Regions from separate parts of the Homo sapiens genome. Here region 2 is linked to region 1. A link is a contact called in ENCODE Hi-C or POLR2A ChIA-PET data. All regions are on one chromosome and are shown on one strand. Each heading gives the region's core, a stretch centred on a gene start or an enhancer-like site at or near the end of the contact. The rest is flanking DNA. Distances are from core to core; before and after follow the strand shown. Region 1 has its middle 76 kb from the start of GASK1B-AS1. Region 2 holds the start of RXFP1 (relaxin family peptide receptor 1).

What was found. A loop is a pair of places that touch in the nucleus more often than their neighbours do. ChIA-PET counts read pairs that join two places held with the same protein, here RNA polymerase II (POLR2A).
Region 2: a map of PC-3 shows a loop between it and region 1 (5-fold over the local background). The contact joins the promoter of RXFP1 here to the enhancer-like site in region 1. A Hi-C loop is called at or near these places in 1 of 168 maps with a recorded cell type or tissue (PC-3). POLR2A ChIA-PET finds 5 or more read pairs at or near these places in 1 of 52 experiments (MCF 10A).

The regions. Positions count from the first base shown.
Region 1 is chr4:158,091,203-158,097,787 of GRCh38, forward strand. No RefSeq gene overlaps it. Among named protein-coding and RNA genes, the nearest start is that of GASK1B-AS1, 76 kb to the right of the region's middle. RefSeq lists an enhancer at 2,924-4,123. Within about 2 kb of position 3,634, at least 8 of the 41 ENCODE cell types and tissues checked have a DNase peak (open chromatin) inside an H3K27ac peak, as active enhancers do; they include PC-3, where a contact is called at or near this core.
Region 2 is chr4:158,517,677-158,524,261 of GRCh38, forward strand. RXFP1 (relaxin family peptide receptor 1) reads left to right here and starts at 4,206. Exons shown (of 18, transcript NM_021634.4): 1 at 4,206-4,349. The coding sequence starts at 4,301. The region is part of intron 3 of RXFP1-AS1 (RXFP1 antisense RNA 1); the gene reads right to left.

The DNA.
Region 1 (6,585 bases), core at 2,384-4,883:
CTCTATATAAGCTTTCCAGAGATACATTATAACATAACATTCAAATTAAGAGCTCTGAAGTTAGGTCCTGGATTCAAGGCCACGCATTGCAATTTACTAGTCGAATGACTTTGGACAAATTAATTAACCTTTCTAAACCTTTCCTAATTTTCTTGTCTATAGAAGAGAAATTATAAATAGTACCCACCTCACGGGTGCATTTGTGCCAACGTAAGGGGGTAATGCATGTAAACTATTTGGTGTATTGAGTACTCCATAGATCTTTGCTAATACCTGCTTGAAAAAGCTCTGCTGAAGAAGTTATTTAGAGCATAAAATAATGGAAAATGAAAAATAATGGAAGGAAATGCAATAAAATGTTAACAGTGGTTAACATCAAAGGAGTACAATTATGAGTGATTCTTTTCCTTTTTTTTCACTTTCCAAAAACTTTTAAATGCAACTGTATTGTATTTATCACAGAACAACACTTTATGAAAGAAAACTCAGGGCTAATACATTATTAAGTTCTTGCAAAAGTCATTGTAGTCTTTGACATTGAAAGTAATGACAAAGACCACAATTACTTTTGCACCAAATGGATACAATGGAAAACTTAAGTTACTGTTAATATTTTCTCTGTGTATGGAAACCTCCAGTCGCTAGAAACTAGCACTCATCCCCTTCACACATACCTCTTATTCCCAAATTAGGATTTTTCCAAGTCTAAGTCCCACAGGGCACATGCACAGAACTCACTGTATGACATTGATTCAACCAGTTCAATGAAAAGAATTCTGTTTCAAAGCATCCCTAAATGTAGAAACTCGTGTTCTGTAGAATTCAAACAAATAAAATTGATTCATTTGTGTAAGATATGGTTTGGTGTTAATCTGTCAAAATGTTGGATATGCTTCAAAATTTTTCTTATGATATTTTGTCCTAATGTGAGTTTACTAAAATTAACTGGTATAGTTTGAATATTTTATTCAGGAATTGGGAAAAATAGATATTTGTTTAATAGTTGCAATGATTTTTTTGACTATCAAGATTTTTCATGTCAAGTTCAGTATCATGGAATCCACATGGCTAACTAAAAAGGATGCCATGATTTTAGGTGGGGGAAATGTCACTTATTTATTTCTTTTTGTGTGATTGTTTGTTTGTTTGAGTCAGAGTCTCACTCTGTCATCCAGACTGAAGTGAAGTGGCGAGATCTCAGCTCTGCCCCCTGGGTTCGAGGGACTCTTCTGCCTCAGCCTCTCAAGTAGCTGGGATTACAGGTGCCTGCCATCACACTCGGCTAATTTTTTTGTATTTTTAACAGAGACAGGGTTGCACCATGTTGGCCAGGCTGGTCTCAAACTCCTGACCTCAAGTGATCCGCCTGCATCGGCTTCCCAAAGTGCTGGAATTATAAGTGTGAGCCACTGTACCCAGCCAAATGTCACTTATTTCTTAACAATAAGAAATTCAGAAATGATTTAAAGTAGCTTATATAGATACATTCAGTACAAAAACTATGTCCACATAAGGGAAACTTCTTTGATAACCCAGTTGGGTTATCAAATTAACCTACAATTAGTTAATTGGTTTATGAAGAACTCATTTTAAGAGTATGCAAAATCCATTCATAATCACCATGTTAAAGCCAGTTAAGATTTTTATTCTATATAAATTTTAAGACAACATTTTGTGGAAAAGGCAAAAAATGTTTATAAAGAGGTCGGTAAGAAGCTTTTCATAAAATTTCCTAATGAAGTTACAAAAGATGAGAAGTTGGCAATGATAACTAAAATTTAATCTGGGTTAATTTTATTTTTTTCCTAGAAGCATTTCTAACAAAGCATCTCATGACTTCACTGGAATTGAAAAGTATAAAATAACTGTATTTGGTTTGCATAACCCTCTCTGGAGATGCGTGGGCAGGGAGGACACAAAGCACAATAGTGAGCACACCTGTGTCCCCTAACAACATTTCACAGGTGATATCAGGTCAAAATAAGCATCAGAGATGTCAGGAAGTAAAAAAATAAATCATGAAAGAAATAGCCTGCTGGGACTTCTTATCCCCTGTGCCAACCTCCTTCAATCTTTCAGAATCTGTATGGGAAAGAGGGGTGGCCATAGACACTTCTTAAAAATGGGAAGTGGAGATTTAAGCATTGGCTGCCCATAATGTTGACTTTTTTTCTTCTGAAAATATGGGCCAAGTCCTTACCTATCTTCCTGAAACATGTCACACCCAATAGTACCCACATCAGTACAAAATACGGATAACCCTGAAGGCCGATGTACTTAAAAGATGCATTAAAATTAAGAACTATGAAAAAATAAGCTGCTGCTTACCTCCCACGAAGATCTGTGTTACTATGCTAAATGAGAAATGTTGTTTTGGCCATCATTCTGAAACTTTTTTTTTTGAGACGGAGTTTCACTCTTGTTGTCCAGGCTGGACTGGAGTGCAATGGCACGACCTCGGCTCACCGCAACCTCCGCCTCCCGGGTTCAAGCAATTATCCTGCCTCAGCCTCCCGAGTAGCTGGGATTACAGGCATGCGTCACCACGCCCGGCTAATTTTGTATTTTTAGTAGAGACGGGGTTTCTCCATGTTGGTCAGGCTGGTCTCCAACTCCTGACCTCAGGTGATCCGCCCACCTTGGCCTCCCAAAGTGCTGGGATTGCAGGCATGAGCCACCGCGCCAGGCCCATTCTGAAACTTTCACGAGATCAAACGCAGACACCTGAGTTAAGGAAAGTGAGATGTGAGACAGGTAGAGATTTTGTGCCCGTTCGAGAAGCAAATGTATAATTTATGAACATCTTTCATCTCCACAAATGGTGAACATATTTTTTATTATTTTTTAACTGCAAAATATTCTCATTCTCATGAATTTGTTTAAGAGTCATTTACTTGCAAAATGTTGAGAAACCTGTGTTCTGTTCTTGGCAAATAACCTTGGCATTAGCAACTGCAGAAGCAGATGCTTGTCCACACTGTTATCCAGAAAGAAAAAAAAAACACTCCAAGGTCAGAACTAGCTGAAAAAACTACAGCAAACCACAGATGAAGAAAAATACAGAAAATGAATGATGAACAAGAAGGGTGGGAACCAGTGATTCTGCCTGAATTCCATTGAATTTAGTGGTGTGTATTACTTAGAGGAAGAAAGCAAGTAGCACCCACAAGCATTCATTATGATTAGCCTTTATCATGATAGTCTCACCTTGAATTGTAAAATTTTATTACACAGCTTTGTAATTAGGCTAAAGTCATCACACTAATGCCAGCTTTATGAAATATTGCAGAAGTTCTTCCTATTATTCATTGAGATGAAATAATTTTTTGAAGTGTGATTAAATCCAAGCTCCAATCAGAAAAGCAGATTACTCACCCTGATGATCAAGCAACAATAAAAATTTGTCCAATGTCAAAGAGCTGGAAACAAATAGGACACATTTACTGTTATAAAAGAAATCTCTGAAAATTTTAATGTTTGTTTCATCTGCACAAAACACACATCAAAAGAAATGCTACACAAATGCTGCACTTGTACAAATTTGTTTCGGTGTTTCTTCTTTCTACCTGTGTCAGAGGCATTGGAACTGGACTGGCTCAAGGTTGAACAGGGGCTGGATAAAATGAGGCTGAGACCTGCTGGGCTGCATTCCCAGGGGGTGAGGCATTCTTAGTCACAGGATGAGAAAGCAAGATACAGGTCACAAAGACCCTACTGATAAAAGAGAATGCAGCAAAGAAGCTGGCCAAAACCAAGAGAGCAATGAAAGTGACCTGTGGTAATCCTCACTGCTCATTCTATGCTAATTATAATGCATCAACAGGCTAAAAGACTCTCCCACCAGCCCATGACAGTTTACAAATACCATGGCAATGTCTGGATGTTACCCTAGATGATCTAGAAACATGGGAGGAACCCTCAGTTGGGGGAGCTCCCCACCCCTTTCTTAGAAAACTCATGAATAATCCACCCCTTGTTTAATATATAATCAAGAAATAACAACAAGTATACAGAGCAGCAGCCCATGCCGCTGTTCTGTCTATGGAGTAGCCATTCTTTTATTCCTTCACTTTCTTAATAAACTTGCTTTCACCTTACTCTGTGGACCTACTCTGAATTCTTTATTGTGCAAGACCCAAGAACCCTCTTCTTGGGGTCTGGATCAGGACCCCTTTCCAGTAACACCTAGATTTATAGAGTAGGCTAATCGTTGGCAAAGGAAAAAAATGAACATAATGTAAAGGTTATTCAGGATCAAAGCTAACATCTACCAAGTGAATAATTTGCTCTAATTGGAATGAATTCTGTGGAAGCATTTGGAAATGTAATGGTCTGTAAAAATAGTAAATAAATGCTTCCTGACCAACTATTGCAGGTGATTGAACAGTGATTTGATTTCGGTGCTTAGTAGTGCTTACTTCTGCCTATCTGACATTGCTTATGTCAACTTCGTTACGAATATCCAAGTTGATTTCCAGGTTTCAGATTCAATCTCTGTGCTTGGAGGTGGATTACAGAAAAGCATACATGGGGACCCAGTGAACATGTCAATTAGCCTGAAAGGAAGCACAATTTTTATTCCCTCCTATCAAGTTCAGGCAGGCAAATATCCTGACAGAGATTTAAGAGTTCCAGGAGGTCGCTTCTATCACTGGTCTCCCAGGCAAGGAAAGATGCTAGTTTTCACAGCTAACTAAAATGCTCTGAAAGCTGACCTTGGGCTGTTTCTTTTTCTTTTTTTTTTTTTTTAATTATACATTGAGTTCTAGGGTACATGTGCAGAACATGCAGGTTTGTTACATATGTATACATGTGCCATGTTGGTGTGCTGCACCCATTAACTCGTCGTTTACATTAGATATATTTCCTAATGCTATCCCTCCCCACTTCCCCCACCCCATGACAGGCCCCAGTGTGTGATGTTCCCCTTCCTGTGTCCAAGTGTTCTCATTGTTCAATTCCCACCTATGAGTGAGAACATGCAGTGTTTGGTTTTTTGTCCTTGCGATAGTTTTCTAATAATGATGGTTTCCAGCTTCATCCATGTCCCTACAAAGGACATGAACTCATCCTTTTTTATGGCTACATAGAATTCCATGGTGTATATGTGCCACATTTTCTTAATCCAGTCTATCATTGATGGACATTTGGGTTGGTTCTGGGCTGTTTCTTAACCTCTCCTCCAGCAGAATGGGATTGGAGGGTGCTACCAGCACACAGGCCCAGGAGCAGAGGTGGGAGATGGCTATTGCTTCACTTCTTCACTTACCCAGACTGAAATGAAAGCTCATTTTCTTCAGTTTGGATGATTGGAGATATTTTAAAAAAAATGAATGGCAATAAAATCTTCAACAAGGGGGCATTTCATAAAGTAAAATTTTGGATTCAAATTTTACTAATATTTTGGCTGTAGATTACACACAGTTCGTGCAATAGCTATTCCCTAATTACTATACTTTTTTTTTTTTTTTTTTTTTGAGACGGAGTCTCGCTCTGTCGCCCAGGCTGGAGTGCAGTGGCGCGATCTCGGCTCACTGCAAGCTCCGCCTCCCGGGTTCACGCCATTCTCCTGCCTCAGCCTCCCGAGTAGCTGGCGCCCGCCACCACGCCCGGCTAATTTTTTGTATTTTCAGTAGAAACGGGGTTTCACCGTGTTAGCCAGGATGGTCTCGATCTCCTGACCTCGTGATCCGCCCTCCTCGGCCTCCCAAAGTGCTGGGATTACAGGCGTGAGCCACCGCGCCCGGCCTTACTGTACTTTTATTAGGGAGCCACTTGATACTTTAATTCTACTTTTCACATACCACCTAGTGTGTTCAAGATGCTCGACTTCTTAAGGGCAGATTTTATTTTATTCATCCATGTCGCCTCCACAGCATCTGTTTAGCACCGTGCCATAAACAAATGCTTGTTGCTGCTCTCAGGTCTCAGCACCACATCTCACTGATATTTCCTCACCTCTTGTGATGTAGAAATCAGATCCTATATTCCTCGGGTGTATTAGTTTATTCCATTAGTTTATTCCAGGATTTATTTATTTTCTTCCAGTCCCCATTTCCATCCATTTTCTCCAGTCCTATTTTTTTTTTCCTTTGGTCAGTCCTACTGCCTAATGATTAGACAGGTGACAGAAAACATGCAAGTATGGAAGATCATCAATAAATATGCATCATTTGATTGACTGAAAGTCATCAGAGGAGGCAGAACAAGAAAAGTCAAGGACGGTATGACAGAAACAAAAAACTATATAGAACATAAGACAAAGTGGTACCTTAGGGATGTCTGATCATCCTCTAAACACAGAACAAGAACTCCCTATATAAAATACAATAATCTAAAATTTACCATACAATTTGGTCTTTGTGTTCTGTGTGTCAGAGGCCTACCATCATCTGTGATATTCACAGACTCTTGTCAGTGAAAAGAAAGAAGCCCCAGGCATTCTGTTGGGAGCTTCACTAAAATATCCCCACCAACACGAGGTGCTTTCTCATTAAAGTCTCAGGAGTTTCTGTTTTTAAGGCCAGAAATCTTTTTTAAAGAATTTTTTTTTAATTTACCTCTTCTCTTGACCAAATAAGGATA
Region 2 (6,585 bases), core at 2,956-5,455, 430 kb after region 1:
ATGTGCACATGCTGAGCATTTGCACTCACTTGTCTTTGATATGAAATGTTGTTTCCATTATTCTCTCTCAGTCTATGTCTTTCTTTGTCTTCCACACTCAGTACACAGCTCTCCTTCTCTAAAAAACCTTCCATACTTGACCCTACCCTGCCCTCCAAACCAGGCTCCTTGATGATCTCTCATATCTCCTTTAATACATTATGTTCATGGCATCAATTTATATTTATTGATAGATGTAGAAAAAATATATATTTCAGACAATCAGCTATGTGCATTCCGTTTCCATAATTCATAAATTATCTTAAAGCAGAGTATCATATTTCATAAAATGACAGGGCTATAATGCAGCTAAAAGATTGACTGTTTGTTTTACTAGTGAGGTAACAAGACTAAAGCTTTTAAGTGACTTATCAGAGTTTACATGTCTAATTAGGAGCAAAAGTGGGACCAGAACTCCCAATGTTCTACTGGTATTCCTGGAACAAGCCACTTTTACTTTTCTAATTTATTCTGTCTTCCAGCATGTAGGAAATGCCCCCGTATAAATCAGGTAGTCTCAAATGAAGCACGAAGAAGCATCAGCAGGAGATAGTGCCCAAAGGAGAGAACATTGAGATTATCAGGATAGGGCAAAGAGCACCAGATCTCCAATGGGGTGATCCCATGGGGTGAAAAGCAGGCTAGATGATAGGCAAGTGAGTGGGCTTAGAGACAAGGCTCCAATCATAGCAGAGTGGCTGAAGTGCAGTCAAGAAATCTGAAGCAGCTGAGGCTTAACCACAGTGACTGAGCATGCGCCTTAAGGTTGTGAGGGAAGATGGCTGCTTAGGGAGCAGACATGTTACCAGACATGAAACAGCAAGGTTAATTTCCAGATCCCACCCACTAACCCAGTCAACAGACTATATCACTTATTTTATCCCATCAGTCTTGATAGATAGTCTAGATAGAATGAACCTAAAGCTTGAATATGTTCAATTAAGGGAACTAAGTAAGATAAAGTTAATATTAAGCTCTGCCCAGAGTTTGCACTTACCGTGTAAGATGATAGAGAGATGGATAGATAAGGGGCAACACAAAAATCCACATGGCACTTGGCTTACAATGTAATGGTTGATTTTCTGCTAAAATGACAATAGCTTCTGGTCAGTTTTCATCTAGGGTGAAATTGTTTAGATTTTATATAAAATATTTTCTGAAATACCTGTGCCTACTAACTGTCTGCTCCAGTTGCACATTTTGCTAGCTATCACTCCCTAAAAGTCATTTCATTTCAGAATTGTTTAATTAATGCTAAATCAAGCAGCTAGTATTTTTGGTGTTACACAGAGGTGATGAATTCCTCAAGGGTCTTGCCTGACTGACAGCTGTCAACTAGAAATGGATGCATAGAATGAACAATTTGGCAGCATGCATTTTAGCCCTTAGATTGCACTTAATATTTTTAACGTATGGTTGTTTTACTATTATCTGAATATCTCTACATGATGAAGCTCTTATTGAGGTTTTACCAGCCTCTCGCACTGGGACTTTCTCAGGTCTACAATAAAAAAAAACACATAATAAAATGGCTTTTTCTACTGTTGAAAATGGTGATTATGAATAGGTTCAGAAACGTGGACAGAAGCCCTCAAGTGTCATTACCCAGTTTTAAAACATGATGCTGAAAAAAAGAAAGTCGTGGTTTATTTCCGTCATGGTAGGATGAAAAAGCTGCAAGATTACTGTGGATGTGTATAGTGCAAACAGGTTAACAATGCTTGTTTGGTTTGACTCACTAGGTTGGTTCGAGAAGTAATTTTCAAATAGAAGGTTTTGTTATTCAAAGAGCCTCAACGAGGTTTTAAGAAGAGATTCAAAGATAAGAAAGGGTATCAGCCTCTATTAGCCTATGTCGAGGGCAGAAACCCCTGACATGCTCAGCCAAGTGGAGGCGTTGACATCACAGATTCTATTGGGCCCAGAGTGCAAGTTTATAATTGAACAATGTAGGCAGGAAGTGAAGGCTAAGAACATACACCATCTGTTTGTTTTTAAAACTCTTTAATATGTGTCTTCAAACTGCAAAACAAGAGAATGAGAAAACACACTTTAATTCAAATCTTAATAAGAATTCTATTTCAGTAATCTGGTAAAAATAATAATAATAATAATAATAATACCTAAACATTACTGAGGGGAGTCTTTTGCTACAATGCAGTGGTTCTCAACCAGGAGCGATTTTGTCCTTCAGGAACATTTGCCAACGGCTGGAGACACCTTTAATTGTCGCAACTGGAGAGTGCTACAGGCATCCAATGGGTGGAGGCCAGGGAGGCCACTAAACGTTCTACAATGTAAAGGACAGCCTCTCACAATAAGGAATTCTCCAGCCCATAGTAGAAACAGTACCTGCCTCAATGTATGGCCAGGGTGTGCTATATTCACTTTTGGGTTTTGCCACCAAAATACTTCTATAAAACTAATATGCCAGATTCACTGTCTTTGCCAAAAATAAGACAGAAGTGACACCCTGAGAAAACAAACCATGAAAATTATTCATTCAGATGAATATCTATTTTAGTAAAACCTAATAGATTCTTAATAAAATGAGAGGTGATTTGGAAATTTTGCCCTGATAATTTGAGAGATTAAAAATACATTGTTAACGAGTACTTCCTGGCTACCCGCCCACTAATTGTATGTATCTGTGATATTCGCTCAGGCAAAAGTTTCAAAGTTTGCAAAATAACATCAGAATGATTTTGAAGACCTCTGTATCAACAGCTTACTTTTTGTTGACAATTCCCAAAGCAAGTCCTTCAATTTTACTATTAAGAAGCTTCTTATGGGTCCCCCTTCTGAAACTGCCCTTGACACGTTCCACAGCATCCTTCCAAAAAACTACTATTTCTAAATAAATTTAAAAAAATCCATGAACCACTCACATAATAATCTTAAAATACTTCAAGTATTATTAAAAATAGTGAACATTTTATGGGACTAAATTCAGTTAACCATAAGCATGTCCATCAAAAGAACAGTGTCTTCACTAAATCTACTACTAAATGAATAAGGGTTTGTGAAGATTTCTATATTAAAATTCTTCTTTCATGGAATTAATTATATTTATGGAGGGAGGAAGCAGTGTTAGTATAACCTTTTAGCCCTCATTTAGAAATAGGCTTATTATATTGAAGTCAATGATATACAGATATGTAATTCAAGCAGATTCTACGTGTATATCTACGAGTAGGGAGCATTAACCTCAAAAATAAATTCCTCATGTCAAAGGGCTACTACTCACTTGTTCCAGAAATTCATTAGCAAGTTGAAAAATAAGAATGACCCAGTCTGGTTAAAAGAAAATGCAGTCTACAGAAATGTTCATTGCATTTTCATACTTTTCCCCCCACTGGTCCAATAATAAAAATCATCATATGAATGACTGACACTTAGTAATCACCTATAATGCAGTAGGACCTACACCCCTCACTATGCCCTGTGCTGGCCATCACAGCTACCTTGCTGCATACATATTTTGCTCCAGAAAAGCAAGGCTCAGCCAAGAGTCAGCACCTGCATAACTCTAAAGTCACAGGGGACCTACAATTCAAACCCAGGCCAGCTTTGCTCCAGGACATCCACTGACATGTCATGGTCTCCATTGTAGCAAAATTCACAAGTTCAAAAGGATTTTAAGTTGTTTTATTCCTTTGTATTCTTCTTTCAACAATATCCTATTGTTCGAATTCCCAAACTCAAACAGTTTATAAACGATTGCTGTAGTTAGACTTTAATCGCTGTCCCACAGTTAATTCCACAAAGGCATTTTGCCCTGTGTAATTCCATTCTTTTCCTATTCCTGTGTCATTAGGGGAAAAAATATGTTTTTGCTTATGAGATATCTCTAGCTCAATTTCTTTCTGGTAGTGTGTCTTTGATCAGTTCAGACATTTCTCAGACTTCGTATACGCCCTCGTTTGTAGATAGCGTTATGTGTTCTCTGAAACTTTTTATTGCTTTTCAGCTTTGTGTGTGTGTGTGCACGCGCACGCGTGCGTGTGTGTAAAGAAGGAGATTAGGACATTTAGAGAAGGAGGGCGGGGAGGAGAGATCCTGAGAATAGAAAGGAGGAAAGAAAAAAAGAGGAATGGAAAGAGACAGAGAAAGGAAATGGGAGTGGAAGGAGGGAGGACTGCTTTGTAACTGCTAAGATTGCAGACAGAAATAGCACACAACCACTGTGAGCTGTATGCGATTCAGAAACCAAGACCAAATTTTGCTCACTTTCATTAATCAGTTGCTCAGATAGAAGGAAATGACATCTGGTTCTGTCTTCTTCTACATCTTAATTTTTGGAAAATATTGTAAGTATGCTCAGTATCTAATTTTGTATACCTTAGTATTTTGTGGAATAACCACAAGCACAAATGTTTACTCCTTATATTTATGCTTTTAAGATAAAATGCACTTGCTGATAAAATTGTAATCTCACTTCAGAATTGTTCTTCTTAGTATATGTCTGGTATTTGTATTAAAGACCATAATATCTTATCATAGTCAATAGTGAAGCGAGACTGATGTGCCGTGTAAACCTAGGCTTCATAATAACCAATTCATATAATTGATATTTTAAGCAACATTATAATATTTAAAGAGTAGTAATTCTTAAACTGTATTCAAGGAATATATTCATTGAAAACTCCTAGGAAAGTTCTCACATTTGTGCCAGTTTCTGTATAGTTGTAATGCTCTGTCGCCCTTATTCTTTGTCATTTGCTATCATAGGTGTGCTTCTGGGCAGGGAGATGCATTCATAAAACTCTTTTTATTTAGCAAGGTTTATCACTGTTCCTTGAAAGAAAAACAAGGGAAAGCACAAAGCAATGAAAAACATAGGCACAAAAGAAGCTCCAAATGGGCATGTTATTTTTACTATAATGACAAATTTTGTTTTCTCTGTGTGTGCTATGGTTTATTTTTCAGAAAATCTTTTTTAAATTCAAGGGAAACAGTTGTTGTGTGTTAAGCTCCATTTGAATTATAGTATGTAGACAGAAATAAAGTGTTTTTGTTTCTTAGGTAATAAATGATGAAAAAGTCAAAGCCAAACCAAGAACAAAACTTTCTGGGTATCTTTAATACTTTATGATTCCGGGAATGTGGGCTTTTACTAATTTAGAAATTAACAAGCCTTTTTATAGTCCTGTGTCTCTTAAAAGTTTGCATAAGTTTTGTTAACTCTGAGCTCTTCTATTAAGGAATGTCTCAGGGTAACTTTCAATCCTGACTCTCCCAATTGTAATATGTCAAAGTGATTATATCTTCCTTTTCCTCCTTCTTTCCTCCTTCCCTCTGCTCCATCGCATCTAAAGTTAAAGGACAGCATCAAAACCACAGAAACTATTCAGAATCCTGGGGAAATATTCTAGTCCTAGCCTTCTCCATCTCTAATCTTGATTACTGACAGTCCTATTTTTTAACTGAAGGGAAAACAATAAATTGCAAACCACCATAAAAAATGTAATGTTTCTAATTATAATTGCATGTTTAAACTACCAGAGCTTTTGACATTTGTGGCCAACAGCTTCAAAAATTAATGCCATATTTTACCATCCCTATTCCATTTCAATGAAATGAATAGATTAAATAAGCCAGAGGAATATTTCCAAAATAGTCTTTCTAGTATGAAGAATTTAAGGGTATATAAAAGGTGTTTAGGGCAGGTTGGGAAGCAACTTTGGCCACTGTGTTACCAGTCATTTCAGGTTAGGAAAAAAATTCCATGTTTACCTGTACCCTTTTGTTAATAAATTATTTTCATGAGCAGAAAATAATAATGATGGTGGTGATGATGATGCCAAAACCCTCTGTCTCTTTAAATTTAACTTCTCTTTTGATTCAAAAGAAAATTTGGGAGTGTAGTGTAAGTTGAGAGCTCCAAGTTCTCATCCTTCCACGCCTTCCCCAGGAAATGAGGGCATAAACATTTGCAGCAAAGTTTGGCAAGGCAATTCCTCGCTACATGGTATTAACTGCATGTTAGGGTGGGGGAACACTTGTCAGGGACGCCCTGAAATAGCACCCACAGCCGTGGCTCACCTTGAGTTTAGCCCCTCACCCAGGCCCCACCTAAGTGAGAATTTCCTGGGCACATAGCAATGGAAATCAACAGCCACACATAAGGACAAATTCTTAAACCTCTGTAAATGCCCCATGGTTGTTGTTTCTTTGTGTGTTTTCTTTGTTTTGTTTTGTTTTTATATCCACTTTCCTGTAACGGGAAAGGCGATGTGATATCATGGAAGACACCTAACCTAAGACGCTTAGCTGCACTACCATGTACCGGTTCTGTGGTTTTCAGCAAATGATTTACCTCTTCTGAGCATGTGAAATGGCAATCAAATCCTTTACCCTGTCTACCTTTCAGAAACCCTGTGTTCCATTCTTTATTACAAAAATTACTTCCTGAATCTTCACAACAACTCTATTATGTGGATACAATTAAGCACACGAGGTAGGACATTCAGTGCCTTGTCACAAGACTCCAGCTAATAAATGCCAAGATTGGAATGCTTTCAGAGCCCGTGCTCTCTCCCCTAG